Linked DNA regions of Homo sapiens: region 2 is linked to region 1. Evidence: read pairs that join two places in POLR2A ChIA-PET (ENCODE). Cell type or tissue: A673. All regions are shown on one strand.

Region 1 (2,500 bases):
ATGTAGATTATTTTATTTCAAGGGATAGGGCAGATTACCATTAGAAGCAAAATTAAAAGTACAAGCTGGGCAAACTGACAGAATACTAGATAGGAGAGACTAATTCCAACCTTCTAAATTTGGCTAGTAAAGTGCAATAAAGGCATTGATAAGTTCTGTTAGCTCACCATAGCACTTGTAAATCAGGAATTAATAATTGAATCAGATTTAAGGGCTCTGTCCTGTTATACATATTTAAGGCAGAAAAAAAGTTACATGTCGATTAGGTACTTATCAAGAATGGTCAAGCTGAGATTTTGGTTAATAGAGTAAGCTTACATATCTAGAGAAACAACATAGTGGAAAACCGAAAAAAAAAAACAGAAAAATCTACCGGTAATTTCCCAATAGCTTTGAATATTCACAGCAGAGCTTTATTACTTGAGAGAAAGACTGGAAGACCTGAAAGCCACTTCTGCTTTCTAACCCCAGTTCCTTAAATATTGAAATCTTGTACATTTTGTGAAATTCCAGTATGTTTTGCTTAAGGTGTTAATAAAATTAGTTTGCATCATGTAGTCATTGAGTGAGGGGGAGATATAAGCCAAGGATTTTAAATTGACCCTTAGCTATAGAGAATTTGCTATAAGCTAGTCTTGTTTGTAAAAAAAAAAAAAAAAAAAGAAAAAGAAAAAAGTGTATTTTACTGTTTTCTGTATTAAGTAATTCTGTAACTGCATGGCAGTCTTTTTTTTTTTAAATAAATATAGTTGTTACTGGTCCTGTTGTAGCAGTGAATATAGTTAAAATACGTACATTAAAAAAAAAATTATTAGGTCCTTACCAGTTACTGTCCTATAGCTCATTCCTACTAGTTTTCTTGACAGATTTGTATTCCCAGTGTCCCGTATTGCCACTCAAATTGCTCTACTATGCTAAGTCCTTGTTAATAGTCTTACCCTCCTTGAAACACTTGAACACTTGATGACTTTAGCTTTGAGGAGATACCATCTCCAGGTGTGCTTTCTTAGTCTTTGCAGGCACCTCTTCCCTTCAATATCTGTTCTTCGTATTTTTAAAAAAATTTGTTTTAGACTGCCTTGTTCTGTGTCAGCTCGCTAGCTGATCTCATTTCCTTCCATGGTTTCCTTACCATTTATATGCAAATGACTGTCAGATTCATATCTCCTTTCTAGATCTTCCCTAATTGATGTATCTAATTGCTAACAAATGCTCTTTGCTGTCTCAGGCACTACATGTCATTGATCTTGCCCCCAATCCTGCTCCTCCTCTCATGTTTCCTCTTTGACTAAATGGCATTACCACTACCAACCATTCATTTGTCCTTTTTACCAATTCTCCAATGCTGCCATTTTAATTCAGGCCATCAACCTACCTAAATTATAGCAACAGCCTCCTTATTAGTCTCCCTGTTTTTTATTTTTATTCCTTTCTACACTACAACCAAATTGCTCCAAAAGACTTACTGATCATGTCACTGCATTGCTTTCACCATTGCTCTTAGGGTACAATACAAATTTATCTTCATCTTTAAGGTCTCAGTATGCCACTTCATCTAGGAAACCTTCATTGATGCCCTCTAGATTAGGTGCCCTTACTATCCATTCCCTATACACCCTGTTCTTTCCCAGACATACACTTGGCACACTTTATTGTTACTGCTTATTGATCACTGCTAGACTGTAAGCTTTGTAAGGGCAGGGACCATATAAGCCTTGTTCACTGTTATATCTCTAGTGCTTAGCACAATGCCTGGCATTTCAATAAATGTTTGGACAAACGAATATTTGTGTAGTGTTTTACAATTTTTGAAGCTCTTTCACAGTCTTATTTGACCTTCACAGTCATTCTGCCTTAGACTGTCCATTGGGTAACTTTTATCCACATATTACTAATTGAAAAATGAAGACAAGTTCTTTGTAACTAGGGACCTCGTTGTATTCTCAGAATTTAGTGTAGTGCTTAGCATGTGACTTAAATATGTATTATGTGACTGTTAAACAAATTGTGGTTTTCTCTGTTGTATGAAAGGAGAGAAGGATAACAAATTGCGGTTTTCCCTGGTAAACACAGTAAGTAGTAAACTCAGGATTCAAAACCAAATATACACACCAAATCCACTATGTAATATTAAGTTTGCATATCCATGTATAGAATCTTATTTTTTTTTACCCTTTGTAAACAGTGTCATATATATATATATATTTTTTTTTTTTTTTTAAATTTCCAAAGGAACCTACATATAGAGGGAAAAGATTAGACAACTACTTAGTGAACTAAAACAATATGTTTTTACTAAATGTTACATTTAGTATTGGAAAAAGATAATGCCGCCTAAGAGTTAATAATCATTTTTCCTTTTGTAGGCATCAACACTAGGAGAAAATGGCATGCTATTTACTTGCTACTTTCCTTTACAGATGATTTTTGGCTCTTCTGGGATTTAAAAGTAAGTAAATTTAACAAAGTAGAAGACTGACTCAGCCCTTCTGGTCACTAT
Region 2 (2,500 bases), 150 kb after region 1:
TGTCCCTTAAGTGTCTGAGCTATGCCAAGGAGTTCCAGCTCTCTGCCCAGCTGTGCGAGAGGCTGGGAAAGGTATGGCTCCTAGTCCGCTGCTGCTCCAGGGAAAACTGGGCTTCACTTGAGCAGATTGAGGGGTAGGCTCGACCTCTACTCATAGCAGGAAGAGGCTGCAGTCTTCCAAGGAGGGAGACACTGGCCCTGCGACTCTAAGGGAAGCCTACTTTCACTACTTGGGCAAACTTTGAGGAGGCTCTGAAGACAGTATGCATGTGCGTGTGTGTGTGTGTGTTTGTGTGTTAATGTCTGTGTTAATATTCAGGGCCTAATATTAACCACAGGGAAGCCAAATGCTCAAGCCAAAGGGCAGAAGGGTTTTAGAATACCCCTTTTCTTTCTCTGTGTTCCTAGTCTTCAGTCACCTTGGCTGAGTGGCCTGGCATTTAGATGGAGGTTCCTCGGCTGTGTTCCTAGTAATCACTCTAGATCTGCACTATCCAATTCAGCAGTCACATGTAGCTATTTAATTTACAATTTAAATTAATTAAAATATAATAATATTAAAAATTCACATCCTCAGTCTTACTAGCCACAATGGCAAGTGCTCATTGTTAACAGAACATTTCCATCATTGCAGAAAGCTCTGTTGGACAGAGCTGCTAGTCTGGAACACAGCTACTCACAGAGTGGTCAGCAGGCTACAAACTATTATTTGTCTGCAGCAAGATTAACACAGAAGATAAAAGTAAGCAGAATTTTTTTATTGCCATTTGGCATTGCTTTGACATCCAAGTGGTGATAATCTTCCCATCAATTCATTTTTTAACATATCAACTGTGATGGATCGGAAATTTAAAATGATTTGGTCCCTTACCACAGGTAGTTGGAGAAACTGTGCTTAAGGAGCTGTGGGCCATTGCATTTTCCCCTATCAGGTGTCAATATCCTTCAGTAGGAAAGGGGGTTTTCTTGTCTGTATGTGAAATATGGTGACTCATGGGATCCTCAGAGCACCCTGGGCATTGAGAGGGGTAGGAGTGGGACCTACTGGGAAGTTTGAAGTGTGGCCCCAAGTCAATGCGAAGAAGAGGATAAGGCCCTCCAGATGCTGCCTACCCTGTTCCATGTTTATTATGGGATGTGACTTCTTAAGATGTGGGAGAAGGGAATGGAACAGGGATACAACGCTGCTCTCTAGAGGCAAGAAGCAGGCAAGGCACAGGAATCCCTGAAAGGAAAGCTTTCACTCTTGTGGCACCTGCATAAACATTTCTTTCCGTGGATAGAATGCATTTGGGAACTGGGAAAAGGCAGGTGATGGATCCTGAGGATCCAGAAGAAGGCTGCTGCCAAGTTGGTTGATTTGAACCTTGCTAGTCAGTTTGGGTGAGATGACCACAAGAAATGGTAAATGAGTAAGAGAAAGTGGCAGGGCCAGATCAGTAGGGCCTTGGTGACTGTGGCAAGGACTGGGCTTTGTTCAAGCATGATGGGAAGCCAGTGGAAGACTTTGATGGGAAGACTGACATGAAGCTAATTATCTGGATGCTCTGTGAAGAGGTCTATAGGGCAGCAAGAGCTGAAGCAGAAAGGCCAGTTAGAGTCTAGCATCAGCTTAGGCTGAAATGATAGGGCCTGGACTACCATGGTGGTGGTGGAAGTGGTGGGATGGTGGCATATCTGGGAAATGTTAGGGAAACCGAGCAGACAGGATTAGCTGGTGAACTGGATGGGAGCTGTGATAGGAAGAAGAGTCTCGTAGACTCTTCTGTTCATGGCAAGCCCACCATTGGTGGGTATGGGGCCCAATCATTGCATGTTATTTTGTTTATCCTCTTCTTCACAACCAGTTTCCATTCTCATTCTTTTCTCATTGGTAGTCATTCTAATACATTTTTATATGTGCTCAAATGCATGCATTATTGAAAAATGAATAGTGGTGTCTTCTATACATATATATATACTTTAGGCTTATCTAGAAGACATCTTTCTCTGTGTTTTACCTTTTCCGTCCCTTGCTATATAGTGTTAGGTCTGGCCATGCTTCTGACAGCCATGTATTCCTGAGTGGGCATTGACTGCATTGATGAATTCATTTCCCTGTGAGGCACTTCCAGGTTGCCACTGGCTCCTGGCTCCCACACATAGCACCTTGGCACAGTATGTCTTTTTAGGGTTCTGTGAGATACTTCTTCAAGATGTATTGCCAGGAGCAGGCTTGCTGGCCTAGGGTATGCACATGCTTCACTTCACTAAGTACAGTCCCTTCGCTTTCTGGGATAGCCATTCCACTTTGTGCATGAGGGTTCTGCATTCCCCACATTCTTGACCACAGTCAGCAGATTGTGATTTTCTAATTTTTCAAACCTGGTGGATGTATTTCACTGTGGCTTTAATTTGTATTCTTCTGATTGTCAGTAAAGTTGAGCATTTTTATTTATTTGTTAGTCATTCAAGTTTACCCCACTGTAAACTGCCAGCTTATATCCTTTGCCTAGCTTTCT

Evidence for each region. Peaks named below come from ENCODE experiments on the same cell type or tissue, not always from the same donor. Only the 100,000 strongest peaks of a DNase experiment are listed, where the experiment ranks them.
Region 2: POLR2A ChIA-PET joins it to region 1 with 10 read pairs; 3 of 35 experiments call an interaction of 5 or more read pairs at or near these places.

Annotation. Positions count from the first base shown.
Region 1 is chr3:36,987,150-36,989,649 of GRCh38, reverse strand. EPM2AIP1 (EPM2A interacting protein 1) reads left to right here. Exons shown (of 1, transcript NM_014805.4): 1 at 1-2,500. Among named protein-coding and RNA genes, the nearest start is that of EPM2AIP1, 4.7 kb to the left of the region's middle. In A673, no CTCF peak of the experiment used is centred here; a DNase peak (open chromatin) is centred at 1,179; H3K4me3 peaks cover 1,461 bases; H3K27ac peaks cover 1,187 bases.
Region 2 is chr3:36,835,943-36,838,442 of GRCh38, reverse strand. It overlaps TRANK1 (tetratricopeptide repeat and ankyrin repeat containing 1), which reads left to right. Exons shown (of 24, transcript NM_001329998.2): 20 at 1-71. Among named protein-coding and RNA genes, the nearest start is that of LINC02033, 15 kb to the right of the region's middle. In A673, a CTCF peak has its summit at 1,183 (motif pointing left); no DNase peak of the experiment used is centred here.